Regions from separate parts of the Mus musculus genome. Here region 2 is linked to region 1. Evidence: chromatin loops called from intact Hi-C (ENCODE). Cell type or tissue: heart. All regions are shown on one strand. Links, peaks and the distances in the headings refer to the core of each region. The heading gives the core; the rest is flanking DNA.

What was found. Hi-C counts contacts between places; a loop is a spot of excess contacts. Peaks named below come from ENCODE experiments on the same cell type or tissue, not always from the same donor. Only the 100,000 strongest peaks of a DNase experiment are listed, where the experiment ranks them.
Region 2: a loop joins it to region 1, with 2.4 times the contacts of the local background. A loop is called at or near these places in 1 of 42 quality-filtered maps.

What each region holds. Positions count from the first base shown.
Region 1 is chr7:114,108,124-114,124,356 of GRCm38, forward strand. It overlaps Rras2 (related RAS viral (r-ras) oncogene 2), which reads right to left and starts at 9,658. Exons shown (of 6, transcript NM_025846.2): 1 at 9,273-9,658. The coding sequence starts at 9,380. In heart, for the core only: CTCF peaks have their summits at 9,018 and 9,636; DNase peaks (open chromatin) are centred at 9,018 and 9,658; H3K4me3 peaks cover 3,343 bases; H3K27ac peaks cover 2,391 bases.
Region 2 is chr7:114,243,282-114,259,514 of GRCm38, forward strand. It overlaps Copb1 (coatomer protein complex, subunit beta 1), which reads right to left and starts at 11,399. Exons shown (of 22, transcript NM_033370.3): 1 at 11,325-11,399; 2 at 10,589-10,738; 3 at 6,765-6,994; 4 at 5,527-5,696; 5 at 3,447-3,561; 6 at 2,143-2,235. The coding sequence starts at 10,679. In heart, for the core only: CTCF peaks have their summits at 8,589 (motif pointing right) and 11,368; DNase peaks (open chromatin) are centred at 11,020 and 11,440; H3K4me3 peaks cover 1,504 bases; H3K27ac peaks cover 1,273 bases.

The DNA.
Region 1 (16,233 bases), core at 5,582-13,581:
GAAAAACTTGTAGTGGCATCCTGAGAAATGTTTCCACTGCAATGATAAGTGGGCCAGGCACACTGGGGAAAAGTTACTTCTGCAGGAGAGAAATGAGAGGGAGCCAGATAAAAGCAAAGAAAACAAGATTTCCACCATTTCTATACATCTGCGCTCACCATCGACATGCAAAAGTAAATACAAGCCTATATATGCTCTTTTAAAAAGTGCCCAAAAGGGCTGGAGAGATGGCTCAGCGGATAAAAGCACAGACTGCTCTTCCAGAGGCCATGAGTTCAAATCCCAGCAACCACATGATGGCTCACAACCACCTGTAATAAGAATTTAAAAACAAAACAAAACAAAACAAAAAACCTTTGCGTCTGAGCAAGTGGAGCCCGAAGCGAGTAAGAGGGAGAAGGGAAGGGAACAAAAATTGCCTGAAAGTAATTCAGTGCACGATTCCCCCCCCAAAAAAGAGTGGCTGAGTGGGCAAGGGAAAGGACACCAATGCAGCTCACTGTTTCTCACACCTGAGGTCCTGATTTTCTAGCCTCAGCAGTGAGAGTAGGAGGAAAACATCAAACAAGTAAAACAAAAAAATCACAAACTAACAAAAAAGATAAGCATAATTAATAACATATACTATATATTCTTTGCTTTTATTGACGCTTATAGAGTGTATGTACCACAACATATGTGCAATACCCACAGAGGCCAAAAGAGGCATGGGATACACACAGACAGACAGACAGACAGACAGACACACACACACACACACACCCCACCACCCCTGAATTGGAGTTACAGGTGGTTGTGAGCCTCCTAGTGTGAATTCTGGGACTAGAACCAGGGTCCTCTGCAAGAGTGGCAAGTGCTCATGACCACTGAGTCATCTCTCTCTCCATCCCTCAACATACTGTATTCTTGAAAGCCTGCTGAGTGGATGTGTGGTGGCTTGAATAAGAGTGGCCCACACAGGCTCACGCTGCGTTTGAATGTCTAGTCTCTAGCTGGTGGAATGTTTGATTAGCTTTAGCTCTGGCCTTGTTGAAGGAAGTATTATCACTAAGGGTGGGCTCAGTCTCTCCCTCTGTCTCCATCTCCCTCACCCTCTCCTGCTTTCGGATCAATATGTCGCTCTCAGCTACTTCTCCAGTATGTCTGCCATCTATGTGCCATCATGCCAAGACACCAACTACAAACTTAGGAAAGGTGTCTTTAAACAGAGAAAAGGTTGGTTTCCTTTATGCCTCAGTCTGGTTATGTTCAATGCCCAGCTATTCTTTAACTAGACTTCACTGCTATAACCAAATGGTATCAGTCCCAGGGAGGTGGCAGAGCCAGTGATATGTTAGCCATCTTGGTGCCAGCTTACTCCCTGGCGTTCACAAGACAAAACTACCCAGCGACACGCTTCTCGGGATAAGCAATCCATGGTTAAGCTATGAGCCTCTAAAACAAACTGTTGTTAACCTCAAGCAACATTGAAGAAGCTGGCTGGGGGGGGGGGGTGACTCTGAGGCAGGGCACCTCCCTCGGACGCCCTAGGGCTGACTGACTGTAGGAGTGTCATCTGCGGGGCAGGAAACCTCCCTGAGATTCACCGATTCCAGTAAACTTGGGTATCAAAGTGAGATCAGCCAAGTACCTCCTCTGTTTGAGAAATACACACTGGCAGGAGAAGAAAAGCCAGCTACTTCCGCTACAGAGCCCATGCTAGCCGGGAACTCAGGACCCTCCAGTTGCAGCCTCCCGAGAGCTTGGATCAATAGCATGCCCCACCACACCCATCACCTCGCTTACTAGTTTTAATACTCATTTATGATTCTTGCTTAATCATTATGGTTGCCAAATGGTTATTTTCTCTCTGATTCTGCTATTTCCTGTGTGTTCATTCATTAGTCAAAATTCTGCTCATTTATTTATCATGATCAAGTTTACCCACAGATCGAGTTCGTGCTTTGTTGAGACAAGATCTTGCTATATAGTTCAATCTGGCCTCAAACTCACAATCCTCCTGCAGCCTCCCAATCTCCAGGGCTGGGATTAACCGCATAGATTCTTTATAGACAATAAGCACTTGTCTATTTTAATGATAAACTGTGCCCAACTCAGCACAGAGGAATTCTTCCAGGCTTGCTTGTCTTTCTCAGAGAAGTTCTCATCATTTTGGGGTTTTTTTTAGAATAATTCCTTATACTGCAGGACATTCCAAGCTCTCCTTGCATTTTCTGACCCCAGCCCTGGAATCAGATGTCTCTCTGAAGTTCCATCTGGCACTCTGGATGTTAGTGGTCCACCATTTCTACAGCCCTCAATGGAGCTGGAAAGGTGCTCAGCAAGGGACTCAGATGCATACACATTTCTGTGTCAACTTTTTACCTTGTGAGTTCAGGCTAACCTTTGCCCTTGCCGATTCTACAGCCTCCTCTCCAGCAGTGAGACAATGGCCCCTAGTTTCCAAATTACATTTTCTTATTTGCTAATATTAGTATTCAAAAGTGCCACAAACTGTAGACCAATGCCTATGAGAGAAAGAAAAGGAGGGAGGGAGGAAAGGGAGGGGGGCAGAAGCTGAAGGAGACAGGGAGGGGTAGGGAGGGGCAGAGCCTAGCAACCAGAGTTCAATGTTTGCTTCAAGTCCCTCTCTAACCTGAGGATACAGTCCAAACACTGGGTTCAAAAGTTACCTGAAGCATTTCCCCTGGTCTTTTCAATGTTTGTTGCTATGCTGACCAATTAGTTCATTTGTTTATCTGTAGCCCATCGTCTTTGTTTCTTGGGACAAGATCTCACATAGCCCACACTGGCCGTAGACAGCAGACCGTCCTAGCTCTACTTCCCAAGTGCTGGGATCACAGGTGTACACTGCCCACGCCTGGCTGTACCCCTCAAGATGCCCCTTTTCCTTCATTGCTTGACTGCCTTACTTACTCTTTGCTACTTACATACCGAGTGGATAAAACATTAACATGATTCCAAAAAGGGTCCCTGTCCCTGTTCCCACCACCACTTCCAGTTCATCCCTCCTCCCTCATCAGTCTCTCAAGCATCCCTGTGTTGTTTTGGTTTTGTCCCCACGAGCAAATACAAATTTATTTTCTGCGTTTTTCCTTCATTTATATAACAGGAGGGTTTTTTCTTAATGTGTATGTAATGTACATATATGCATGGAGGTGCACAAGAGTGTGGAAGTGTGCATAACCCACGTGTGGAGGCCAGAGGCTGAAGGTGAGTAATCGCTTAATCCTTAATCGCTCTCCTCCTTATACTTTGGGGCAGGGTCTTTTCCTTCGACCCAGAGCTCAGGGATTCATCTACTCTAGCCAGGCAGCTTGCTCCTGAGGGCTCAGATGCCCAGAATCCACCAACATGTTTGTCCACACACGTGCATGACAAACGCTTTACCTACCGAGCTGTTGTCCCGTCAGCCCGCAGGAGTTACTTCTGAACTTTTTTTGAATTTTTTATGTGTATCAGTATCTTCCTGTATATACATCTGTGCACCATTACATACACGGTGCTTGGAAAGGCCAGGAAGGCAGTCAGACTTCCTGGAACTGGAGTTACAGACAGTTATGAGCCACCACATGGGTCCCAGGACTTAAATCTAGGTCTATGAAAGAGCAGCCAATGCTCTTAACCACTGAGTGATCCCAGCCCCATGTCATAAGGGGAAGGTTGGGGGGGGGGGCTCACAGGGAATCATGATCTCCTTATGTAGTAGCCCTAGCTGACCTAGAACTCACTATACAGACCAGACTAACCTCAAACTCACAGAGATCTAACTGCCTATGCCTCTGCCTCTCAAGTGCTAGGATTAACAGTGTGTTCTACCACGCTGCCTCTTAATCTATGTTGAGGAAACACCCCACAGTTCACTGGGACCGCTCTCAATCATTCTTGTAGCTGTGTTTCCCTGGGGAACACATCACTGTTTAGTCCATTGTTCCTCTGTGTAGGTGGTTTCCAATTCGTGCAATTGACTGCACCTATCATAGCCTTGTACATGTGCCATTCCCATGATGCTCAAAATGTACCTTCAAATTTCTACAGGATTGTTGAGCCTATAGGTAAACATATAGGTAATCAAGTAAGTAGGTATCAATTGTCCTCTAACCACCAAATACAGTGCACTCACTAAGAAGACACTGCCATGCTGGTGCACACTGGAGGGGAATGCAGCACAAGTTCAAAGTCCTCCTCAGACAGACAGCAAGTCTGAGACCAGCCCAGGCTGTAAGAGCCTATCTCAAAATAGTTAATTACATAAAGTTTAAAATCTTAAAAGTTGGCTGGGTGTAATGGTACACATCTTTAATCCCAGCACTTGGGAGGCAGGCTGATCTCTGAGAGTTCAAAGCCAGCCTGGTCTAGATAGTGAGTTCCAGGATAGCCAGGGCTACACAGAGACCTTATCTTTAAAGGAAAAAAAAAATCAAATTAGCACACACAGGTTAAGAGGACAATGATCAAGGGTTGGTTCTCTCCTTCCATTATGTGGGTTCCAGAGATAGGCAGGCCTTTCCTCACTGAGCCATCTCACCTGCTCTTCGGTGTCTAACTTCTAACTACAGTGTCTCCAAGATGCAGCAAGAGAACAGCATTGATGTTAAAGGCCCAGCCTTGGAACGTGGATCAAGTAATTACTGACACAAAAACAGGACTCCAAATCTATCTAGGATAGGACATGGAAAATGCCTTCCTCAAAAGGCAACATCTAGGAAGAAACAATTTTTGAGGCAGCTGTCCTAGCTAACAAGATCTTAAGATGAATGTTCAAGAATAAGAAACAAGCTGGGCAGTGGTGATGTACGCCTTTAATCCCAGCATTTGGGAGGCAGAGACAGGCGGATCTCTGAGTTTGAGGCCAGCCTGGTCTACAGAGTAAGTGCCAGGATAGCCAGGGCTTCACAGAGAAACCCTGTCTCAAAGGAAAACAAACAAACAAACAAGAAAAACAAGACTAAGAAACACAAGCTGAGCACAAGCCTGTAATCAAAACACTCATGGGGCTGAGGCAAGACAACCTCAAGTTCCATCCAAGCTAGCCTGGGCTACAACCTGAGACCACCAAACCCCTAAACAGCTCAAAAATCTGACCAACAGATTAAGTAAAAAGTTAGGATTCTAAAAGAACAGCAACGGGGTAACATATGTCTTTAAATCCATGGGAACACAGACAGCCTCTTCTCAGAGCTGCCAAAGAACCATTAACCCCCAAAACTTAATGATTACAATTTTTGTGTTGTTGTCCATGTCTTGGTTTTCTGTAACTGAGAACTGAACCCAGGGCCTGGAAAATGCTAGACACATATTGCTAAAACTATGTGGACAGGAGAGCAGAGAGAGTAACTTTTGTGCCATCCAACTATTGGAACAACGGACCTCAAAGAATTAAAGCTTCCTCCAAAAATCTCACGCTGGAGGAAGAGAAAGGCTGAAGCCTGGTGTCAGCCAGAAGAGCGGCATGAATCCAAGATGAGACTTCACACAATTCTGACAACTGACCAGATCACCTTAAAGGACAGATTAGAACTGAAGTTAGGATGGGCAGGACCACATCTTGACCCAGTCTGTTTAGTTATGCATGCCTCTTTCCTTCCATTTAAACCCAAACGTCATGGCAGTACCCCAAAGATGACACAGGGATCACCAGTCCCCTTGATTTGTTCCTCTTCCCACTGCCATCTTCAATAAATGTACTTTCTCTGCTTTTCACCATTACATGTCTCTTTAATTGGTGTGTCAGGGACAACTGGCAGAGCCTGGCTTGTCTGGGGTGACAGAGGCCAGGCTTTGACCCTAAATGCACCGGTAACAGAACTACCACTAAGCTATGCCATCATTTCTTAAAAATCAATCCCAAATTAATAACGTTTTCCCAACTCTAATGAAATCAATACTCACCGTCTAAGTACCTCCTGGTGTAGGTGGAAAGGGCGAAGCCTGAAAATAATGGACTACATTATGGATTGAGGAAAAACTACAAATTTTGTTTTGGAAGAACATCAAGATACCAAATCGCCACAAATAAGGTGGTCACTGACTTACCCAGCCTTGGCTGTGCTGCCTGGTTTGATTTGCCGGCATTTTATTTACTCCAAAAACCCTAAGCCCTCTGTTACTCTCCCTTTACAGATGGGAAATTGAGACCTAGAAAACCTAAGAAACTAGACCAAAGATACCAGCGAGTCAGAACACAGAAGAACTGTAGAATTACAAAGAGCCAGAGATCTGTTCAATGAAACTCAGTGTTTCACAGGAAACAACTCAAAGCCCTAAAGGAAAAAATGGGAGAGGCAGAAACCTCCAGTTATCTAGTCTGGAAGAAGCTGAGACTCCCAACTCTCTGCCTCCCACTCTATGTCAAAATCATGTCCTAACCAGAGGCTACTCACCACTTAGGTATTCTATTCACAAATAGAATGTACAATGGTTTTTTAAAAATAAAAAAAGTATGAGCAGCCAAGCTAGATACATACCGGTAATCCTAGCTAACTGAGATGCTGAAGGCTAGCCTGGGCTACAGAACTTAAGACTATTCTTAGAACCTTAGCAAGATTCAATCTAAAAAAACAAATAAAATTAAGTGTTAAAAGGATATGCCGAGGTTAAACCACTGCCAAAGTCCTGGGTTTGACCCCTAACACCGGGTGAGGTGGTGGAGAACGGTCAGGGTTGGGAGGGGGAACAAAAACTGAAATGCCATCTAAATACACACCCCCCTTTTATGGGGAGGGGGCACTGTGAGTGTGGTATGTATGTTTCCGAGTCGGTGCGGGTGTGTTTATAAGTGTGTGCTGATGTAGATGATAGACTGCAGCTTTAGTTACTTAATCTAAGAGTGGCAGAGTAATGGAGGTAGCCTTTGTAGACCTACACCTTGTCCCAAGCCCTTGATGTGAATCCATTTGATTTCTACAGCTGTATAATTTTATTACCCCAGCTTACAGATGACTGAAAGCCGGAGCACAGGCAGGTTCAGTAACTTACCCAACATCAAACTCAGGGGAATGGCTGGGTCTCCACACAGGTGCTGTGTTGTGCCTCCTTCCTCCTCACCAAGTCAACCTCAGAGCCTATGTTCCTGTTTCACCAGCCCCAAAAGCCCCAAGTCACATATGCCTCTCCCACTCCCAGCTCCCCACACATCGGCCTCCTCTTTCTAATCTGGCCTGTGGCTCCCCAGATCCATCACATTTCCACTCACACAACCCCTGATAAGACACAGTGCTCTTTTTCTGGCACTAGGGCTCGAAGGCAGAGCTTTCCACACACTGGACAAACCACTCTACGCTGAGCTACATCCCCAGCCCCACAGTGCATCTTTGAAGCCTTCCAACACTGACTTCTTCAAATCCCCTTGCATCTAAAGGTCTCATCTCTCACACTTACTAAAGTGACTATTATCAACACAGTACACATTGCATGTTCAACACAACTCGAAGATCTTTCTCATAATGCAAAAGTTATAAAGGACATGTACTGAGAGCTATTTAACTAGTAAGAAAGTTGAGGCACAGAAAAGCTACTTGGGTGTTTTCATAGCCAATAAACCAAAGGCACATATTCAAGTCTGTAGAATTCAAAGGTCCTTATCTGCATACATCATGGCCATGCATGTCTTTACTTGACCTCATTTTTGAGCCTCTAGATACCAGACTACTCACAAAGTCGTCAACAAATGAATTCGAGAAGGTCCTGAGGAAGACAGTAATCACCTGGAGTGTAAGGGTTTTTTAAACTATTTCGCAAATACCCTAACTTGTGGAAACAATCATATTCAGATAGTCCTTCCCTCAAAAACTTAAATGCTTCTGACTTAAATCTAAGTAATGTTATCCACCGGTTCTGGGACCCAGGACCATCCTCTGCCTTCTTGGTTCCCTCCAAAACCAGCCACCAGGGAGACTTAGCTGTGACTTGTTTTGCTGTCAGCCACTTAAGTCTCTTTTGGTCCCAGGCAAATAACAACTGCCAAAAAGCCAGACTGAAGACTGGTAAACATAAACCAACGCCCCCCACCATTGCAGCCGCTGCCGCTGCCACCGCCACTGAGCATACTGTCAACGCTCATGACATAAGCATCCTCTCTGAATACAAAAGTTGAGCAGCACTTTTTTAATTCCATGAATTACTACAGGAGCAGCTACTGTTCATTCACGCGATGTGAAAATTATCATTTAGGTTATGGAACTGTGCGTCTTAATAACACTATAAACACCACAGTTACATCGAAATAAAATAAGCTATTTAACTCTATCAATTCAACAAATGGGTGAAACAAAACAAACACACACACACACAAAAACATTTTGCTACCCGTCCTCTTTAATACAGTAAAAATACCTTTGTTACTTAGCAGGGTACCTGCGCTCTCTTCCCAACATATGCCACGCCTTTCAGGGTGACAAAAGCAAGGAGATCTGCATTTGCTTTTAAAAATCAAAAAGAAGAGAAAGGAAAATCACTCGGGCGTCTTAACCTAGAATAAAATCTAAAGACAAATTTCACCTTCCTTTTCTTTGCCACAACCCGACTTTCCTCCTCCAGCAAACAGAAAATAGGGGGGGGGGGGGAGAAGGGTGCAACACACAACTCATACTCGTCCCCTCCTAGCGGGGCTCACCCCAAACTTCACCTAAGCGCGAAGCAGGCAGGCACCGGGAATTCCAAGGAAATGGTCTCGCCCCTATCAAAGCACATTTTTAACTTCCTCGAAGCCATTATTTCCCTAGGGCACGATCAAACACTCCCACCCGGACGTACCACCAAACAGACTACTTGTAAGAGAAGCTCAAACACACACAAAGAGAAAACACTATTGGGAGCCGGCGGCGCGAAGCCGCCGCCAAGTAGCCCGGGCCAGCGCTGCCACCGAGGCAGGCGCGGGGTCCCCACTCCGGCCCTCAGGGCAGGAAGCCCGGCACCGCGGCGCGGCTGCAACCCGCGGGCTCCCGCCCTGACCGCAGTGATAAGGTGGAACTGCGCTTCCCACCCGGCCAGCTCCGCCCTCCGGGCCACATTCCTGAGAAGCCCGACTCCCCGGACGCCGCGCCGGGCGCCTGGCGGGCAGTAGCGCGGCGCCGTGGCCGCAGGGCAGGAGCGCAGCGCCGACTCCTCACTGTTCCTGCCCTCGCAGCCGCGCGCCCTGGCCCCGCGCAAACCGCACCCGCGCGCACCGCACGCGCCGGAGCCCCGCACCCGCGCGCCCCGGGCGGGGTCGCCGCGGCCACAGGTAGCGCCACCCCGCCGCCGCCGCCACCCCGCAGGCCGTCTCCAGGCACCTGGATGAACTGGATGGTGAGCGCCGACTTGCCCACGCCGCCACCGCCGACCACCACGAGCCGGTACTTCTCCTGGCCGGAGCCGTCGCGCCAGCCGGCCGCGGCCATCGGGACGCCCCGAGCCCAGCCCGGCCGCCGCGCGCCCTAGGCCCGGCTCCGGGGACGAGTGCGGCCGGCTGGGTTACAGGCGGTAGAGCGCGCGGGGTCCGTGAGTGGCCTGGAGGGCCGCGGAGCGCTATCCCTCGGACCGGCTGGGAGTTGCCCGAGACGCTGGAGAGCCGGGAAGGCTCCAGGGCAGAGGACGCAGCGGCCAGGGAGCGCGCTCTTCTTCGCGGATCTGCAGCGCAGCCGAACGCAGCCTTCGGCACCGCTACAAATGGCCGTCTGGGGGCCGGGCCGCTGGGCTGGGGTACTACATATGCATGAGGGGGCGGGGCTAGGCCGCGCCCGCCCAGGCGGAGACTCTGGAGCGCCCTAGGCAGCAGACCCTGCAGACCTGCCCTCAGAGCACCGGGAGGAGAAGGAAGAAACCGGGAAGATGGACGGCGGTGACAGTGATTGCATAAATCAGGGATCGTGTTCATGAAAGAAACAGCCTGTGATGGCGTGGATGAAAAATAGAACTGTTGTCATATTCACTCAACTCCATACCCTGTTTTCGGAATGCAGATGGTGACTGTATTTGTTTAAAAAAAAAAAAAGTATAAGGCAGCGATTGAAGAAAATGAGACCTGTAGCGGTACCTGAACATATGATAGTCTAGTGACAGTGAGAGAGTGGGTAGTGATTGAGCTTGCACGGGGCCACAGTGCATGTGGACAGATCTGGGGCGTAACATCTTTGTTCCTATGTCTATGTGTGAAAAAATGTGTGATAATTGTGTATGAGGGTCGTGAGAAATTTGCAGGTTGGTGACATGTTTTTTAGGAGGAGCGTGTTCCTTGCTAGCACAGCTTCTACGAACATGATCAGGCCCTTGCCCTTAGAGTCCAGAGGAGGAGGCAGCCGGGACAATAGGCACCTTGTGAGACATAATTGTAAGAACAACAGCTGCTCAGCACTGAGGTCCAAGGTGCACTTACCCCAGAGCTGGCTAGTCAGAGAAGGTTTTCCCAAAGACCCGAGGAATAATCTTGTAAACAGATGAGTGAATGGGAGAAAAGTATTCCAGGGAAAGAAAACCAAGCTGAGCCGTGTGTGGTAACCCACGCCTTTAGTTCCAGTATTCTGGAAGCTCAAAGAGTTCAAGGCCAGCCTGACCTACATAGTGAGTTCCAGGCCAGGGCTGGAAGAGTGAGACCTAGTCTGAAAAGATAGGAAGAATGAAAGAGAGAAAAGAAAACCATGATATGCAGAAGCCAGAGATGGCAAAAGGACACATTCTGTTGTGTGGTTTTGAACGTTCTCGGGGGAGTTTACAAGCTTGCAGATATAAATAGAAACTCACTGTGTGTGACTTGGATGTGGTAGGGATATCTCTATAGAGGCCACGTAAGATGGAGGCTGTGGTCTTCTCAGAGGGTACACTGGTTCAAATCCTGCCTGCTTTGCTAATGGCATAGCGATGGGAACTTAAGCTCTGTGCCTCAGCTTCCAAATAAGCTCTCAAATAAGGGCCCGAGCCAGTGGATGGCGCACCCGCAAGCCTACCGACCTGATCTTTGGGACCCACAGGCAGGGAGAAAAGCAACCCCCAACACTTGTTCTCTGCCCTCCACAGTTCCTTCACTGCCGAGCAGACATCCCACCCAAACACATATATACACAAAGAAACGCAGTGCTTAATACAGTGTGGGCTAAGCATGGTGGTTTTACAATATGCCCTCCAGTTCTTGAACACTTCGTGCCCTGAATGAAGCCAGTAGAATACAGTAGGGGAGATACAGAATGGCTTCCGAGGCCACAGCGTAAAAGACCACACAGTTTTTAACTCTCTCCTGGGAGTCAAGTGAAAATTGATTACCATGAGATGGCTGTGTATACATACCAAACAAAAGTGCCCCTGAATCCAGAAGGGAACCAGCCAGAGAGAAGGAGGAGGGTCCTGGGAGGGCAGTATAGGGGAGGGGCAAATTTGAATGAAGCGTCATAGTGCATGTGTATGGAAATGCCATAATGAAGCTTACCTATTACTTTGTATCCATCTTGTAAATTTAATTTAAAAACACAGAAATGGCTGGAGAGTTGGCTTAGGGGTTAAGAGCACTGGCTGTTCTTCCAAAGGTCATGAGTTCAATTCCCAGCAACCACATGGTAGCTCACAACCATCTGTAATGGGATCTAATGCCCTCTTCTGGTGTGTCTGAAGACAGTGACAGTGTACTCATATACACATAAAATAAATAAATAAATAAATCTTAAAAAAAAAACACTGAAAAATATGAAGTATGGTGGTACATGCCTTTAATCCCAGCATTCAGGAAGCAGAGGTGGGTAGGTGAGTCTCTGTGAATTTAAGGCCGGCCTGCTCCACATCTTGAGTTCTAGGACAGCTAGGTCTGCATAGTGAGACCCTGTCACAAAAAATAAAAAGAGGTAGGGGTCAGAGATCAGAGGTTAAGAACAGTTGCTGCGATCTTGGTCCGAGACCCGCCGAACTTAGGAAATTAGTCTGAACAGGTGAGAGGGTGCGCCAGAGAACCTGACAGCTTCTGGAACAGGCAGAAGCACAGAGGCGCTGAGGCAGCACCCTGTGTGGGCCGGGGACAGCCGGCCACCTTCCGGACCGGAGGACAGGTGCCCACCCGGCTGGGGAGGCGGCCTAAGCCACAGCAGCAGCGGTCGCCATCTTGGTCCCGGGACTCCAAGGAACTTAGGAATTTAGTCTGCTTAAGTGAGAGTCTGTACCACCTGGGAACTGCCAAAGCAACACAGTGTCTGAGAAAGGTCCTGTTTTGGGCCTTCTTCTTCGGCCAGGAGGAGGTCCAAATACAAGATATCTGCGCACCTTCCCTGTAAGAGAGCTTGCCAGCAGAGAGTGCTCTGAGCACTGAAACTCAGAGGAGAGAATCTGTCTCCCAGGTCTGCTGATAGACGGTAACAGAATCACCAGAAGAACAATCTCTAAACAGAGTCAACTATAACTACTAACTCCAGAGATTACCAGATGGCGAAAGGTAAACGGAGGAATCTTACTAACAGGAACCAAGACCACTCACCATCACCAGAACCCAGCACACCCACTTCGCCCAGTCCAGGGAACCCCAACACACCTGAGAACCTAGACCTAGATTTAAAAGCATATCTCATGATGATGGTAGAGGACATCAAGAAGGACTTTAATAAATCACTTAAAGAAATACAGGAGAACACTGCTAAAGAGTTACAAGTCCTTAAAGAAAAACAGGAAAACACAATCAAACAGGTAGAAGTCCTTACAGAAAAAGAGGAAAAAACATACAAACAGGTGATGGAAATGAACAAAACCATACTAGACCTAAAAAGGGAAGTAGACACAATAAAGAAAACTCAAAGCGAGGCAACACTAGAGATAGAAACCCTAGGAAAGAAATCTGGAACCATAGATTTGAGCATCAGCAACAGAATACAAGAGATGGAAGAGAGAATCTCAGGTGCAGAAGATTCCATAGAGAACATCGGCACAACAATCAAAGAAAATGGAAAATGCAAAAAGATCCTAACTCAAAATATCCAGGAAATCCAGGACACAATAAGAAGACCAAACGTACGGATAATAGGAGTGGATGAGAATGAAGATTTTCAACTCAAAGGTCCAGCAAACATCTTCAACAAAATTATTGAAGAAAACTTCCCAAATCTAAAGAATGAGATGCATATGAACATACAAGAAGCCTACAGAACTCCAAATAGACTGGACCAGAAAAGAAATTCCCCCCGACACATAATAATCAGAACATCAAATGCACTAAATAAAGATAGAATACTAAAAGCAGTAAGGGAAAAAGGTCAAGTAACATATAAAGGCAAGCCTATCAGAATTACACCAGATTTTTCACCAGAGACTATGAAAGCCAGAAGAACCTGGACAGATGTTATACAGACACTAAGAGAACACAAACTGCAGCCCAGGCTACTATACCCAGCCAAACTCTCAATTATCATAGAGGGAGAAACCAAAGTATTCCACGACAAAACCAAATTCACGCATTATCTCTCCACGAATCCAGCCCTTCAAAGGATAATAACAGAAAAAAACCAATACAAGAACGGGAACAACGCCCTAGAAAAAACAAGAAGGTAATCCCTCAACAAACCTAAAAGAAGACAGCCACAAGAACAGAATGCCACCTTTAACAACTAAAATAACAGGAAGCAACAATTACTTTTCCTTAATATCTCTTAACATCAATGGTCTCAACTCGCCAATAAAAAGACATAGACTAACAAACTGGCTACACAAACAAGACCCAACATTTTGCTGCTTACAGGAAACTCATCTCAGAGAAAAAGATAGACACTACCTCAGAATGAAAGGCTGGAAAACAATTTTCCAAGCAAATGGTATGAAGAAACAAGCAGGAGTAGCCATCCTAATATCTGATAAGATTGACTTCCAACCCAAAGTCATCAAAAAAGACAAGGAGGGACACTTCATTCTCATCAAAGGTAAAATCCTCCAAGAGGAACTCTCAATTCTGAATATCTATGCTCCAAATACAAGAGCAGCCACATTCACTAAAGAAACTTTAGTAAAGCTCAAAGCACACATTGCGCCTCACACAATAATAGTGGGAGACTTCAACACACCACTTTCACCAATGGACAGATCATGGAAACAGAAACTAAACAGGGACACACTGAAACTAACAGAAGTGATGAAACAAATGGATCTGACAGATATCTACAGAACATTTTATCCTAAAACAAAAGGATATACCTTCTTCTCAGCACCTCATGGTACCTTCTCCAAAATTGACCACATAATAGGTCACAAATCAGGCCTCAACAGATTCAAAAATATTGAAATTGTCCCATGTATCCTATCAGATCACCATGCACTAAGGCTGATCTTCAATAACAAAATAAATAACAGAAAGCCAACATTCACATGGAAACTGAACAACACTCTTCTCAATGATACCTTGGTCAAGGAAGGAATAAAGAAAGAAATTAAAGACTTTTTAGAGTTTAATGAAAATGAAGCCACAACGTACCCAAACCTTTGGGACACAATGAAAGCATTTCTAAGAGGGAAACTCATAGCTATGAGTGCCTTCAAGAAAAAACGGGAGAGAGCACATACAAGCAGCTTGACAACACATCTAAAAGCTCTAGAAAAAAAGGAAGCAAATTCACCCAAGAGGAGTAGACGGCAGGAAATAATCAAACTCAGGGGTGAAATCAACCAAGTGGAAACAAGAAGAACTATTCAAAGAATTAACCAAACGAGGAGTTGGTTCTTTGAGAAAATCAACAAGATAGATAAACCCTTAGCTAGACTCACTAAAGGGCACAGGGACAAAATCCTAATTAACAAAATCAGAAATGAAAAGGGAGACATAACAACAGATCCTGAAGAAATCCAAAACACCATCAGATCCTTCTACAAAAGGCTATACTCAACAAAACTGGAAAACCTGGACGAAATGGACAAATTTCTGGATAGATACCAGGTACCAAAGTTGAATCAGGATCAAGTTGACCTTCTAAACAGTCCCATATCCCCTAAAGAAATAGAAGCAGTTATTAATAGTCTCCCAGCCAAAAAAAGCCCAGGACCAGACGGGTTTAGTGCAGAGTTCTATCAGACCTTCAAAGAAGATCTAACTCCAGTTCTGCACAAACTTTTTCACAAGATAGAAGTAGAAGGTATTCTACCCAACTCATTTTATGAAGCCACTATTACTCTGATACCTAAACCACAGAAAGATCCAACAAAGATAGAGAACTTCAGACCAATTTCTCTTATGAACATCGATGCAAAAATTCTTAATAAAATTCTCGCTAACCGAATCCAAGAACACATTAAAGCAATCATCCATCCTGACCAAGTAGGTTTTATTCCAGGGATGCAGGGATGGTTTAATATACGAAAATCCATCAATGTAATCCATTATATAAACAAACTCAAAGACAAAAACCACATGATCATCTCGTTAGATGCAGAAAAAGCATTTGACAAGATCCAACACCCATTCATGATAAAAGTTCTGGAGAGATCAGGAATTCAAGGCCAATACCTAAACATGATAAAAGCAATCTACAGCAAACCAGTAGCCAACATCAAAGTAAATGGAGAGAAGCTGGAAGCAATCCCACTAAAATCAGGGACTAGACAAGGCTGCCCACTTTCTCCCTACCTTTTCAACATAGTACTTGAAGTATTAGCCAGAGCAATTCGACAACAAAAGGAGATCAAGGGGATACAAATTGGAAAAGAGGAAGTCAAAATATCACTTTTTGCAGATGATATGATAGTATATATAAGTGACCCTAAAAATTCCAACGGAGAACTCCTAAACCTGATAAACAGCTTCGGTGAAGTAGCTGGATATAAAATTAACTCAAACAAGTCAATGGCCTTTCTCTACACAAAGAATAAACAGGCTGAGAAAGAAATTAGGGAAACAACACCCTTCTCAATAGCCACAAATAATATAAAATATCTCGGCGTGACTCTAACGAAGGAAGTGAAAGATCTGTATGATAAAAACTTCAAGTCCCTGAAGAAAGAAATTAAAGAAGATCTCAGAAGATGGAAAGATCTCCCATGCTCATGGATTGGCAGGACCAACATTGTAAAAATGGCTATCTTGCCAAAAGCAATCTACAGATTCAATGCAATCCCCATTAAAATTCCAACTCAATTCTTCAACGAATTAGAAGGAGCAATTTGCAAATTCATCTGGAATAACAAAAAACCGAGGATAGCAAAAACTCTTCTCAAGGATAAAAGAACCTCTGGTGGAATCACCATGCCTGACCTAAAGCTTTACTACAGAGCAATTGTGATAAAAACTGCATGGTACTGGTATAGAGA
Region 2 (16,233 bases), core at 4,413-12,412, 130 kb after region 1:
ACAGTCAGAAATAGGCCCCACTCCTACTATTCAGAGTCTCCCCACAACACCAAGCTACCCAGCCATAGCATATATACAAAGGACCTAGGTCAGACCCCTACAGGCTCCCTGATCTCTGCCAGTCCCCATGAGTCACAGTCAGTTGATTCTGTGTTCTTGTACTGTCCCTGACCCCTCTGATTCCACCTCCCAGAGCTCCCTCTAATAGTCTGGCTGTGGGACCCAGCATCTGCTCCCATCAGTTGCTAGATAAAGTCTCTCTGATGATGATTATGGTAGGGTTACAGAACACTCTGCAAGCAGGACACACTGTAGGTCAAAGGTTTTGTGGTTGGAGTGGAAGCCCAATCTATCCATTTGAGGCTTTTCTTGGTTATAGAACCAAGATGGCTGGTTCAGGCTCTCTGTCCACCATTACTAGGAGTTTTTGCTAGTTAATCTGATAAGATTCCATGTTGCACTAGGTTCCTACCTTTCCTACCTGAAATGTCACCCAAATCCAGTAGTTTCCTCTCAGTATTTTTACCCCACCTCCCACCTGATCCATCCTGTTCTCAACCCCACCTGCCCCTAGTACATCAGAGAAATCTATTCTATTTCCCCTTCCCAAAGAGATCCCTGCAACCTCCCTAAAGTCCTCCTTGTTACTTAGCCTCTCTCTTGGTTTATGGATTGTAGCATGGTTAACCTTTACTTTACAGTTAATATCCACTTATAAGTTAGTACACACCATGCTCATGTTTTTGGGTCTGGGTAACCTCACTCAGGATGATTTTTTTTTTCTAGTTTCATACATTTGCTTGGAAATTTCATGATATAATTGTTTCTTTTCCTTTTTTTTTTTTAAGAAAAAAAGATTTATTTATTTTATTTATATGAGTACACTGTAGCTGTCTTCAGACACACCAGATATTGGATCCCATTATAGATGGTTGTGAGCCACCATGTGGCTGCTGGGATTTGAACTCAGGACCTTTGGAAGAACAGTCAGTACTCCTAACCATTGAACCATTTCTCTAGCCCAATGTAATGGTTTCTAACAGTTGAGTAGTAGTCCACTGAATTAATGTTCTTTTTGTTTTTTATCCATTCTTTAGTTAAGGGACATGTAGGTTGTTTCCAGTTTCTAGCTATTATGAAAAAGGCTGATATGAACATAGTCGGGTAAGTGCCCTTGTGGTAGAATGGAGTGATCTTTAGGTGTATGCCCAGGAGTGTGATATAGCTGGGTCTCGAGGTAGAACAATTTCCAATTTTCTGAGAAACTGCCATACTGATTTCCAAAGTGGCTGTACAAGTTTACAGTCCCACTAGCAGTGGATGACTGTTCCTTGCTCCACATCCTCCCAGCATAAGCTTTTATTTTTGATCTTAGTCATTTTGACAGGTGTAAGAATCTTGTAGTTGCTTTGATTTGCATTTCCCTAATGGCTACAGATGTTGAACATTTCTTTAAGGACTTCTCGGCCATTTGAGATTCCTCTGCTGAGAATTCTGTTTAGATTTGTATCCCCATCCCCTTTTAATTGGATTATTTGGTTTGTTTATGTCTATTCGAGGTCTTTATATATTTTGGATATTAGTCCTCTGTCAGATATGGAATTGGTGAAGTTTCTGATATTCCTTTGCCTTATAGAAACTTTTCAGTTTCATGAGGTCCCATTTATTAATTACTGATCTTAGTGCCTGAACTATTGGTGTTCTGTTTAGGAAGTAGTCTCTTTGCCAACGCATTTAAGGCTATTCTCCACTTTCTCTTCTATCAGGATCTGTATATGAGGTTTTGTGTTGAGGTCTTTGATACACATGGACTTGAGTTTTGTGCAGGGTGAAAGATATGGATGGATCTATTTGCAGACATCCTGTTAGACCAGCACCATTTGTTGAAGATGCTTCCTTTTTTCATTGTATATTTCTGGTTTCTTTATCAAAAATCAGGTATCCATAGGTATGTGGGTTTATGTACTGGGTCTTTGATTCACTGATCAACATGTCTGTTTTTATGCCAAAACCGCTTGGTATTTATTACTACAGCTCTGTAATACAGCTTGAAATTAGGGATGGTGATACCTTCAGAAGTTCTTTTATTGTATAGGATTGGTTTAGCTATCCTGATTTTTTTGTATAAATTATCATTCTTACCTTATAAATTAGTTCAACAATAACCAACTGTAGAATGTCTCCAAATGTCTGAACTTGATCAATACATGTACTTAAATAATCCAAAGCTCGATCCTAAAAAAAAAAAAAAAGAGTATATTTATATTCATTTGGTGTAATGAATTAATACGACACACACACACACACACACACTTTTCCCCAGATATAAAACTAATGAAGAAACTGAGGCAAAAAAGAATTAACTGAGGGAAAAAAGTGAAAGAAATGGGGCTGGAGAGATGGCTCAGCAGTTAAGAGCACGGACTGTTCTTCAGAGGCTCTGAGTTCAATTCCCAGCAACCACATGGGCTCATGACCATCCGTAATGGGATCTGACACCTTCTTCTGGTGTATCTAAAGACAGCTACAGTGTACTTACATATAATAATAAATAAATATTAAAACAAACAAACAAAAAAGTGAAAGAAATTAAGGAAGAAGCTAAACAAATATATGTCAGGAAATCAGAACACTTCCTAGAATTGGGCATGTATGTGTGATCTGAGTCTTTTTAAACTGGTAAGCCAAGGGAAAAAGTCCTAAGTCCTAAATGATTCAGAATATTCATGTAATTGAAATAAAGCAGCTGTTGAAGCATGTTCTTTCTAATCAGGTGTGATGGCCTATGCCTGTAGCCCCAGCACCAGAGACGCAGAGGCACAAGGATCACTGCAAATCTGAGGCCAACCTGATCTACATAGCAAGTTTTAAGCCAGCAGAGCTACAAAGGGAGATTCTTTCTCAAAACTCCAAATGAATAGAGTATAGCTGTGTTTCTATTACTGAGACCTGTGAATAGAGTATAGCTGTGTTTCTATTACTGAGACCTGGAAGAAAAATCTCCCAGGCACTCTCATGATCAGGCAATGTACACAGAGAACCATGACCTTAATATCTCTTCCGTAAGAACATCAATACTTTGTTTTTCAAGACAGGGTTTCTCTGTGTAGCCCTGGCTAACTAGACATTACTCTATTGACCTCAAACCGTAGGTTCGCCAAATCAACCTACTAATTAAAAACATGCTGTCTGCTGAGGTGAGGCTTCATGGCACACACCTTTTACCCTAGCACGTGGGAAGTGGAGGTAAGTAGATTTCTGTGAGCTCAATGCCAGCCTGCTCTACAGAGTGAGTTCTAGGACAGCCAGAGCTACATAGTGAAATCCTGTCCCAAAATAAAACAAAACAAAAAACCAAAACAAAATAAACAATACAGAAAACATGCCGAGGACTTAGTTTTCATTTTTGTTTAACTATAGTAAGGAAGTATTTTTAGGTACTTTACCTGATCTGCGTGAATTAGCATCATAAATGCATTTCTTTTGCAGCTTGCATCCTTCTCATTCACAAGAAAATCATGTATCAGTTCAGGAGCATCAGGTATAAGATGTTCAAAATTTCTTTAGACAAAATAGGTAACATTCATATTAAGTAAATGCCCACTTTCCTATTTCAGTTACTTTCCAGACATTACCAACATTAAAACTTAAACTCTAGAATGCAATACTTTCGTTTTTTTTTTTTTTTAATTCTATATCTATTAGAAGCAGGAGAAGAAACTATAGGTTAAAACTTCATCTATTAAGTTAACATAGTGTCAGTTTTACAATATTACAACCTTTCTTAAGAAGTATTGAGGGAACAGTCTGTTTTCATAATCTGTGCAACGTATTTACTAACAACATTATTTTAAAAACTATATAGTGCCTATGGTAACATTCAAGAATTCAATACATTATCAACAAAATATTACTTCTGTCAACATTATAGCATAACATTAAAATAAATAAAATTGTGTTTCAGCCAAGTAACATATTAAAGAACAAAGATGCTTATAAAAATATTTCAGGGGCTGAAGATATATATATATATATATATATATATATATATATATATATAAATAAAAGCTGGTAAAGTACTTGCAGACCTAAGTTCTAGAACTTAGGTTATAAAAGGGGAGTGGAGGGGACAAAGAGATGGCTCAGCAGTTAAGAGCACTGGATGCTCTTTCAGAGGTCCTGAGTGCAATTCCCAGTAACTACATAGTGGCTCACAACCATCTGTAATGGGATCTGTTCCATTTTCCTGGTATTCATGAAGACAGAGCACTCATATATAAGATATATAAATAAATCTTAATAATAATAAAAAAGCCAAGCTGGGTACCATGGTACATGCCTTTAATTCTATTACTTGGGAGGCAGAGGCATGTGGATCTCTGTGTGTTCGATGCCAGCCTGGTGTAATCCCAGTGCTGAGAAGGTGAAGACAAGATACCTGGGGCTCTCTGGTCAGCCAGCCTGAATACTTGGTGAGTTCCTCAACAATGAGAGTCCTCACATCAAAGTTAAAGGTTGATGGTGCCTGAGGAACAATATCTAATGTTCTCTGGCCTGAGCACACACACACACACACACACACACTCATATAAACATGTACATGCACACACAGACACAAAATAATATATATCCTAGTTAAAGTGGCAGTGCTAGGACTCCAACCTGAATCCATGCTCACACACTCTAGGCAAGGACTCTGCTACTGAGCTTTATCTACCACTGCCCCATAATCTACTTCTAAATGGACTGACAGCCATGATTTAGCAATTTAGTAATCTAGCCTCCTCTGAACTTCACAATTGTTTTAAATTTCCACATCTCCAGCTTTATTACTTTACTCTAATGACTGTCCCAAAGCCTTGTTCCTGCTAAACAAATACCCACTGAGCCACATCCCCAACCCTTTTCTACTTAGAGACTCATTAAGTTGCTCAGACTGGCCTCAAACCCATCATCCTCCTGACTTAGGTTTCCCTAGAAGCTGAACTTAGACGACACACCACTGGCCCAGCAAATTATCAACTGCTGTTAAGAATCAGTTAAGAATCACAGCTCTTTTCACTAAAAGCATACTTCTTTATAGCCTGTAAGACAAGACCCACACTGTTCAAAATGAGAATTTTAAACAAGGTAAAAAATTGTAATGCCTTTAGCAAGTGAATAAATGAACTGAGTGAACTGCAGCAATACAATTAGGAATAATGGTTATGGTCTTAAACTAGAAAGCATACAATAATCTTAAGTGGCACTGTGCCATTCAAGCTGACTGTTGTCATGCGGAAACTAGGGCTCACTGATGCCAGATCGTTTTTGACTTCTCCATGGTAACAATGTAATGACAGTAAGAGAAAAAATACTGTATTGATTAGTAAAACATATCTACAAGTGCATACATTCTGTAACCAACCACACTGGAACCTCTACTCTAAAGCACTGAAAACAGAAGTAAAGCAAAGGAGGATCCTCCCTTACCTGTAGATGGTATAGATCCTCCCTTACCTGTAGATGGTATAGATCCTCCCTTACCTGTAGATGGTATAGATGGCCAAAACAGCATTTCTCCTAACATAGCTGTGACGATGTTCCAAGCACGCACGGATAGCAGGCATTAAAGGTTCCAGCAATTCTGCTTCCTTCAATTTGCAAAGGAAACGAAGAGTAGATCCACGAATAAACTCATTGGGGTGCTGGAGATCCTGATATAAAAATTACAGCAAGAAATGTTGAGTTTCAACTTTAAAAAACCTTACATTTACTTATTCGTGTATGCATGTGTGTGTACACTCACACACACCGTGGAGGTCAAAGGACAACTTGCAGGAATCAGTGGATCCTGGGAGTCAAACTCTCTTTACCTGCTGAGCCATCTCACAGACTTAAGTTTCAACGTTTTATAAAAATCAAATTTTAAATGTAAAATTTCTAATTTGAAAAAAGTTAAAGTTAGATTTAGGAAAAAGACCTAGATTACTGATTTCCTTCTGATTCCTCTTGATTAAAACAATTTTTACTCATTTCACTACTATCTTTTAATAACATAAAATACACAGAAAATGTTGGAAAAGGCAACAAAATAATTTTTTTAAAGATTTACTTATTAATTTTTATGTATATGAGTACACTGTAGCTGTACAGTTAGTTGGTTGTGAGCCATCATGTGGTTGCTGGGGATTGAATTGAGGACCTCTGCTCGCCCTGGTTGGCCCCACTCACTCTGGCCCAAAGATTTATTTATTATTATATATAAGTACACTGTAGCTGTCTTCAGACACATCAGAAGAGGGTGTCAGATCTCATTGCTGATGGTTGTAAGCTACCATGTGGTTGCTGGGATTTGAACTCAGGGTCTTCGGAAAAGCAGTCTGTGTTCTTAACCACTGAGCCATCTCTCTAGCCCCAAAATAATTTTTTAAACAATAAATTTTACAAGCATGTCCAATCTTTTAATATTATGGTAAGATGTTGTCATCTACGAAGTTTACTCTGAGACTTATGCAATAGTTACAAAGAAAAACAAAACCAAATAAAAATCCGCCCCCAAATCCACCAAAAAGTATTTGATAATATATTAGGTTTTTATGTTGGGCAGCATTAACAGCTAGGCCCAGCTTCAGGCAGTCTAAGCTTTTGAGTTTACAACTTCAATAATAAGTATTGTAATTTTTTTCATTTCATCAAACATTTAATTTTGAAAACTAATAGTATCTATTACAGCAATTTTATAATTACAAATCAACAAAGCCAATAGTTATGGTTTGGTTTACCTTTCTGTATGCATCACACACAAGAATCATTTCATGTAAGAGCCTTCCATCTGGAGTTGTTTTAGGAACAATCTCCCAGAAGACCAGGAGCAACTTTTTGATGGTGTGATCCTGAAGAGGCAGCACGAAGCGAATGATTGTCATCAGGAGTCCGGGAAGCTTTTCCCCATTCAGAATCATAATGATCACTTTCTTCAAAGCTTCAGTCTTTGACTTCACATCGCCTTTCTCTGATTCAATAATTAAAAAACAAAACAAAACAAAACAAAACAAAAACAAACACAATTATTTCAAAACTAAGTTCCTCAGATAGTTTAAAATAAAACAAACTAAATTTACTATCAGCTGTGGTAACAAGGTTACAAATCCAAACAACATGTCTGTGACTCTATTTTGTCTCTGAATCTCAGATACCTTATATATGATCTGATAGTACTGGATTAGACTTCTGGTCTCTAACCAACTGAGTTAACGTAGAGCTCCTGAACCTAGAGCTATACCACAGGGAAGCAGACACTGAGTACCTTCTAGCTTAGCACATGAGAAGTTAGAACAGGTCAATCCTCAGCTCAAGGCCAGCTCTAGGCAGGGCTACACAGTACGCCCTGGCCTCAACCCCATCCTGTAAAATCACACAGCACACCGCTTTCCTTCTTAGTGCTGTGTACTGAATTCAGAGCCTCCTGAGTACTTGGCAAGTACTATATAGTTAACATGTCCATAGCCCCTAGCACTTCACCAGGACAGGGGCCTAAGCTGCCCAGACTAGTTTTAAAAATGTGACCCACTGTTTCAGCCCTCTGAACAGTTGGAATTCCAAGTACATAATGGCCCTTATATACTTTAAAGGAGCAGAGCATGAGTTTTCAAACTTCAAACATATATGTTTCTTTTGCAAAAATGTTTTCAAGATGAAAATATAAACATGTAGGGGATGTTCATGTTTACTTTTGTATTAACTTCATTTGTTTGCTTATACTGACTTATTACCTACAGAAAATTGCCAGATATATTTAAGTATCATACATTAAACTATGCAAGAAATTATAGTGTTTTGAAGAACAAGTAATTAAATGATTTTATTTCTTTAGCTTTATTAGGCTGGGCTATTATCCTATTTCTATAAACCAATTCTACAAGTCTAAAGGGAAAAAAAATTCCTTTTTCTTAAGATAAAAGGTCTACTAAAGACATTCTCAAAAATTCTAGAGGGGAGGCTGGAGATCAATGGCTTACAGGTTAAGGTACGTAAAAAAAAGTCCCGAGCTCTGTCCCTAACCCCCACATCGGGCAGCACACAACCACCAAGAACTCCAGTTCCAGGGGATTAGACATACCTTCTTCTTACCGAGAGGACCTGCACTAATGTACACATATTCACATACAAGCATACATAACTTATAAAAAATATTTAGCAAAACTCTAGAAAAATTAAGCACTTTTAACTATAAGCAAATGTGAAATATAAATGAGTCTCTTTTGATTTCTCAATTTTCACTACAACTATCAACATTTACTTGGATTCAAGCTGTCTTTTTAAAATTTAACTACCTTGTGTTTATATGTGTAAGTAAGCATGGGCACATATGTTACAGCATGGACACGGAGGTCAACTTTCAGGCTAAGTTTCTCTCCATCATGAGTTCCAGAGACCTAACTCAGGTTGTCATGCTTGGGTGGTAAAGGTTTCCACTTTCTGACTCATCTTCCTGGCCTAATCCCAGCTCCTTCTTTCTTTAAAATTATTTTATATTTTGTGTGTATTGGTGTCTCTCCCAGAATGTGTGTCTGTGGATCATATGCATGTAGTGCTCTTGGGAGACCAGAAGAGGGCATCATATCCACTGGAACCACAATTACAGTTTGTAAGCAATCACGTGGGTGCTAGGGACTAAACCCTGGTCCTCTGGAAGACAAGCTTGTGCTCTTAACTGCTATCCAGCCGCTAATCCTAGCTTCTTACACCGAGAGTCACTCATTTTGGGGTACCACAACTGAACATAGAATTTGGCATCAGCAAAAAGTTTCTAAGCACATACACACACACACACACACACACACACACACACACACACACCACACAATTCAAAATCCAGTATTTCTGGTAACATCTGCCTGTGTTGCACTGTATGACTTTGATGCAGTCTTGGTTTTGAGCACATGACATGTTTACATTACATTATATTATAACACATAACACCAAATAATGTTTGAAGCACCTCAGCTCAGATCTCAAACTGTATGGTATGAGCTGCAATGCTTTTACTATACTTACAAGGTTTTTTGTTTTCCTATGGTCATCAAATTAGTCTGTGATTGAATTGTACTATCATAATGTATGATTAAAAATGTATTCTTTGTATGGGGCGGGGCATAGTGGAGCACATCTTTAATCCCAGCACTTAGGAGGCTGGTAGATCTCTGAGTTCAAGGCCAGTCTGGTTTACAAGGTGAGTTCCAGGAGAGCCAGTGCTGTTACACAGAGAAACCCTGACTCAAAAAATAAGACAAATAAAAAAAAAATGTTGTCTGGAGAGATGGCTCAGTAAGTAAAGTGCTGGCCACATAAGCACTGAGGATCTGAGTTCAATTTCTACACCCATGTAAAAGTCAGGCATAGCACACGCCTATAACCTTAGTGCGTTAAGGGGAGGCGGAAACAAGAGGATCGCTAGGACTTGCTGGCCGGCTAGTCTAGTTAAGTCAGCAAGCTTCAGGGTCAGTGAGAGATCCCTTGTCTAAAAAGCATGTGAAGGGAGCCACTGAGCATGCTCAGCAGGTAAAAGGCACTTGTTGCCACGCTTGACCACCTGAGTTCAATGCCTAAAACCCACATGGTAGGAGAGAGCTGACACCTACACTGGTGCTATGCATGTTTGTCTCCCCACTTCCCACTAATAAATAGTAAAGAATAAGACTGAGAACTGGAAACGGCTCAGTGGCTAACAGCACATAATGCGCTTGCAGAGAACCCACATCGAGTGGCTCCCAGTTCCAGGAGGAGCCTACACAGCTGGCCTTCCTGAGCATTACACACACGGGCACCTCCCCATATACACAATTAAAAATAAATCTTATAAAAATCCAAAGTCTAAAAAAAAACAAGTAAGGTGGAGTATGATTGAGGGAGGCACCTAAGGTTTACCCCTGGCCTCACATATAAATTCACTTTATACATACATGACTAGCACATTTTTGTGCACATACACACATAATAAATAAGAAACTTCCTCAGGTGAAAGGAGGTTGAGAGTAGAAACATTTTATGAAGTATTAACTTACATCATCAGAGAAGTTGAAAGTAAAAGGTGAATAGTGGCCTGCACCTGTAACCCTTGGAGGCTGAACTAAGACCTGACATAAGTTGGAGGCTGCCCTGGCCTATTAGTGAGTTCCAGGCTGACCTAGGGAAAGAGTAAGGCTTTATTTAAGAAGGAAAAAGGAAAACAAAAAGAAAAAAAAAGGACCGTGGCTCACAGAGCCTAGGAGAGTAAGAAGGAAGGAAGGCTGGGAGAGGCGGATTGGTCAATGGCTGCTGAGTACAAGATAAAAAAGTTCAGGTATGACACTGTATACTACAATTAATAACTATATACTGTATATATATTTTTAAAATCTCAAAAAAATAAAAAAATCTCTATGAAAGAATGTGAAATGTTTTCACTATGAAGAAAAGATGAATGTTTGAGATAATTATATTTGACAGGATTTAAATATCAGACCATATAGATATGTATTAAAAAACACCATATTAATTTGTCCATCTTTTACGTTTTTAATCTATCAATTAAAATAATTCCTATTTGAGTTAAGAAACTATTTACCCAGGTCATTTTTTAAGCTGATTTCCGAAGGGGGTTCTGAATCCATTGGCACGTTAATTAACGTATAGCACACGTTCTCGGCTGCCGTCATGGTTTCTGTTTATAATCAACCCAATACAAGATGAAAAGGACGAAAGGTGCCAGGAAAATCTACAAAAATGAATACAAACATCATTAGAAAAAAAAAAAAAAAAGGGAGACAAATTCCGCAAATCAGTCGTGATCTTCTAAACTGCCTGAAGTTCTTCGCGTGTGACTTCGGACGACCTGTAGAGCTCTCCCCACCTTCTCCTTCCGTGAACTCTAGTGACAATCACTCAGTCCCCGTACCCGTCCACTCCCCGACCCAGGGTGTGCAAAGCTGTGGAGTCGAGGTCCACACCACAGTGACAACCCGGAGCACCACGTCACGGGGCCGTGATTGCCAACCTAACACAGTCGGATCTGCTCCAGGAGGGCGGCCCGCGAGCGAAGACGCTGCAGAACCTTGGGACTCCTCGGCTGTGGCGGGTCCCCCGTGGGAATCCCGGCCGCCCCTCACCGGCCTCTGTCTATGCAGGGTCAGGCCTCAGGCGGCGCAGACCCCTGTCCCACCGCCCAGGGGACCGCGGCCCAGCTCCCCGCCCCCACCGCCCGTCGCCGCGGCCTAGTCAAGCGCCCGGCATCTCCCCATCCGGTGGCTCGCTGACCCCGCGCGACCGCCGCAACCCCGCGGCTCGGGGGCCCAGGTCGCTACCTGGCTCCGAGGGGCGGAGGCCGGGAGGGAACCGTGGGACCGCCGACTACCGGTCCGGACAGCCGCTGCCGCGACGGCTCCACCAAGTCCTTGGCTGACGTGGAAGGGGGCGGGGAGACCAGCAAGGATGCAGCTACAGAGCCTGTACGGAGACCCAGAAAGGACAAGCCTCTTCCGCCCTGAGCTGCGCCCTGGAAGTGTGTTGTCTTCTTCCTCTCTCAGAGTTGGTTTCTGCAGCAGTGTAAACAAGTATTTTAGTTTTCCCAGCGAGTTGGGAGCTGACTTAAGCGCTGTGGTCAGTTAGCAGTTCCTTAGGAATTGTCTTCCCAGGAACTAAACTGTACAAAAGAGAAACAGAAAAGTCCTGCAGACTTTCTTCTTCCTTTCACTTATAAACTGGAAACAACCAATTCTTAGGCAGATGATTTCAGAGACCTTAATAAGATGACTAGGTTATATGAAAATACACTTGAGGGCTTAACACCTCTGGTGACCTGAATCTGACTTTATTCAGTTAACTGGAGTTATTGGAGTATCAGAAGTTGTCTGACAACTATCATTTCTACTCTTTATTTAAGAATGGTCTCGGCCAGTCAGTGGTGGCACATGCCTTTAATCCCAGCACTTAGGAGGCAGAGGCAGGCAGATTTCTGAGATGGAGGCCAGCCTGGTCTACGAGTGAGTTCCAAGACAGCCAGGGCTAAAACCAGAAAACAAAATAACAACAGAAGAACAAACAAAAAAAAGAATGGCCTCTTGCTATTCTTTCAAAGCATCCAATACATTAAAAAATTTAAGTATGATTGCCAGACTGGTCTTGAAAGGTGATCTTCAGTTTCTGAGGAGTTGGGATTACAACATGGATACACATACTGTGTATACAAAACCTGCTAACCTCACTTGCAGGATACAGAATACAAACTGTTTTCTCATTTACCTGGAATGCAGCTATTCTAACAATTCTCTTTTCTGGAAACATTGGGTTTAAAAAACAAATCCCCACCACTCAAAATATACCAGAGGCTACATATTTCCAGCACAGAGAACAGCTACCTCTCGGAATTTTGATTTTAGTCTTACTGCCCAGGCTGGCCAACTCCCAATCTACTCCTCTCCTGCCTTAGCCTCCCAAGTGCTGGGATTACAAACAAGCGCTATCATTTCTACTCTTTATTTAAGAATGGTCTCGGCCGGGCTGGTGAGATGGCTCAGTGGGTAAGAGCACCCGACTGCTCTTCCAAAGGTCCAGAGTTCAAATCCCAGCAACCACATGGTGGCTCACAACCATCCGTAATGAGATCTGACTCCCTCTTCTGGAGTGTGTGAAGACAGCTACAGTGTATTTACATAAAATAATAAATAAATCTTTAAAAAAAAAAAAAAAGAATGGTCTCGGCCAGTCAGCGGTGGTACAACATGCCTTTAATCCCAGCACTTAGGAGGGAGAGGCAGGCAGATTTCTGAGATGGAGGCCAGCCTGGTCTACAGAGTGAGTTCCAGGACAGCCAGGGCTAAAACCAGAAAACAAAATAACAACAAAAGAACAAACAAAAAAAAAAGAATGGCCTCTTGCTATTCTTTCAAAGCATCCAATACATTAAAAAATTACAAACAAGCGCTATCACGTCTGGCTTATGCTTAAAAGATGTTTTTAATCTAGGTAATTGTAAGACAACATGATTCTAACAGCCCTCTACTCTTCACCCAGTTCCTCTGTCTCGGGAAGTCTTGCAGGAAACTGACATGTCTCCTCACTGAGACTTCACCAGTTTATAGAATCTCACTTATGTACTTGCTTCTAAACAATATGTTTAGTTCAGTATGATGATCAACAGTCAGATAAAGAACTGTTCCACCAGAGATCGCTCCTACTGCCCACCAGCTGTCACAGCCAGGTGCCCACTTTAACCCGGGCAACTATCTATCCATCCTGACATTTAAATGGAATCATACAACAGAATTGTTGAGATTAGCTTTCTTTATTCAGCACAATTCTCTGAGAATGAGATGCATTCAAGCATGTTTCTTTTGTGTACTCAGCTTTTTTCACATGGAATCATCACAAACGCAGTTACTAGTTCTCCAAGATCACTTGACTTACTGAGAGGTGATAGAAAGAAATTACACCAAACAAGGTGTAGAGATTAGGTTTAGCAACAAGGAAGCTCAGCAGTTTAGGGCCACAGTGTTGTGGTCCTTACGTTAAACTTCCAGGTTCTTCATGACTGAGTCACTTACAGCTAGCATTTTAGGCCTGCACCTGAACATGCCACTGGCAACATGAATGGTTTTGCACTTTAAAGCATGGAGCTTAACTGATATCAAATTCTTCTGTTGCTTTGCCAATTCTTATAATTTTTAATAAGACTTTTTACACTTTTTAACTATATTATTTCAAATACTTTCCAAATCACAAATTACTTAAATGTAAAAAACTCTGTATATCAAGGATTATAAAAGTGTACAAGCTGAGGACTAAAGAGACTTGCTCCAATGGCTTAATGGTCAAACACTAAGAGCTTAGAGCATGAGTTCTGACGTCTAGTTTTCTTTTTCATTGTGCCAGCTCATAGATTTACATGTGAAGATGCTTAGATTCCAGATGATATCTTTGTTACAGGACTCGGGGAATCTTACTGTTCAGTTGTCCAGCAGACTAAATGGAGTAACTGAGTACAACAGACTAAACAGAAAGAGGATCACATCCAACTCTGTAAAGTCCTTTAAGCGAAAAACTTTTGTATGAGGTCCACATACTTGAACATATTAGTAGGTGGCCAGACCTTGGGCACTCTGCTCCATCGTCCTGACTTACTCGCTTGAGAAGGGGTCTCACTGAAACTGGACTTAGACCAGCAGCCGGTCAGCAGCAGCAAACCTTTATCCTGTAGCGCTAGAGTTCCTGGTTTAATTGCACAGTGATTGCCTTTTTTCTTCCTCCTGACTTTTGAGACAAGGTTTCTTTGTGTCAGTCAGCCTGGCTGGCCTCACACTAGAGACCCACTTGCCTCTCTCTGCCTTCCAAGTGCTGGGATTGAGGACGTGCGCCCCTACAAACAGGGTTAGCAAGGGGCTCTTACTGAAGTCATTTTTTTCCTAGTTCCAAAGTGGATTGAAATTTTAAAATCAGTGTCTTAAGACTAAAACCACATACATACTGGGTGAGAAAAAAAAAAAAAAAAACCAACAACCAACCCTACTAAAACTGTCCTTAGAACCAAGTTCACTCATTTTTTAATCCTTTGAGTTCTAGCTTGTACTTAGGAAACAGATAAAAAAGCACACAATTTTTATCTTTTAACAACAAAGAGAGAAAGGCATAGAAGAAGAGGTACAGGATACAAGTTATTAACTTTAGCCTCCCTCCCTACACAACACACTGTAAGTCCAGCAAATTAGGAAGTTTTAGTGTTTTGCATGTGTTTGATGCAACTCCACACACAGCCACATGGTACTGTCGCCTGTTCTAAGCTTTATAGACAGTGTTCTGAGGTTATTTCCAGTACATACTGACATCACAAATACTAATGATCAGAGACTGTTAATAAAGCAAACAGGGTTTTGCCTTTCATTCATTTTTCCCTTCAAGAAGTTATAAAAGGGTCTTAGCAATTGAGACTTTTTGAAAAATATTTTAAAGATCGTGAATTTTGAGCTTATAATGTGTCACAAATTCTTTTAACTATAGTATTTCTACAAAAGGGCTTCTTTTTTTAAAATATACTTTTTATTAGGTATTTATTTCATTTATATTTCCAATGCTATCCCAAAAGTCCTCCACACCCTCCCCCACCCACTCCTCCACCCACCAACACCCACTTCTTGGCCCTGGCGTTCCCCTCTACTGAGGCATATAAAGTTTGCACGACCAATGGGCCTCTCTTTCCACTGATGGCCGACTAGGCTATCTTTTGATACATATGCAGCTAGAGACACAAGCTCCAGGGGGTACTGGTTAGTTCATATTGTTATTCCACCTATAGGGATGCAGATCCCCCCAGCTCCTTGGGTACTTTCTCTAGCTCCTCCATTGGGTGCCCTGTGATCCATCCAATAGCTGACTGTGAGCATCCACTTCTGTGTTTGCTAGGCTCTGGCATAGTCTCACAAGAGACAGCTATATCAGGGCCCTTACAGCAAAATCTTGCTAGTGTATGCAATGGTGTCAGCTTTTGGAGGCTGATTATGGAATGGATCTCCGGGTATGGCAGTCTTTAGATGGTCCATCCTTTCGTCTCAGCTCCAAACTTTGTCTCTGAAACTCCTTCTATGGGTGGTTTGTTCCCAGTTCTAAGAAGGGGCAAACACTTTGGTCTTTGTTCTTCTTGAGTTTCATGTGTTTCACAATTTGTATCTTATATCTTGGGTATTCTAAGTTTCTGGGCTAATATTCACTTATCAGTGAGTACATATCATGTGAGTTCTTTGTGATTGGGTTACCTCACTCGGGATGATGCCCTCCAGGTCCATCCATTTTCCTAGGAATTTCATAAATTCATTCTTTTTAATAGCTGAGTAGTACTCCATTCTGTAAATGTACCATATTTTCTGTATCCATTCCTCTGTTGAGGGGCATCTGGGTTCTTTCCAGCTTCTGGCTATTATAAACAAGGCTACTATGAACATAGTGGAGCATGTGCTCTTCTTACCAGTTGGAACATCTTCTGGATATATGCCCAGGAGAGGTATTGCGGGATCCTCCGGTAGTACTATGTCCAATTTTCTGAGGAACCACCACACTTATTTCCAGAGTGGTTGTAAGCTTGCAATCCCATTAACAATGGAGGAGTGTTCCTCTTTCTCCACATCCTCGTCAGCATCTGCTGTCACCTGAATTTTTGATCTTAGCCATTCTGACTGGTGTGAGGTGGAATCTCAGGGTTGTTTTGATTTGCATTTCCCTGATGAT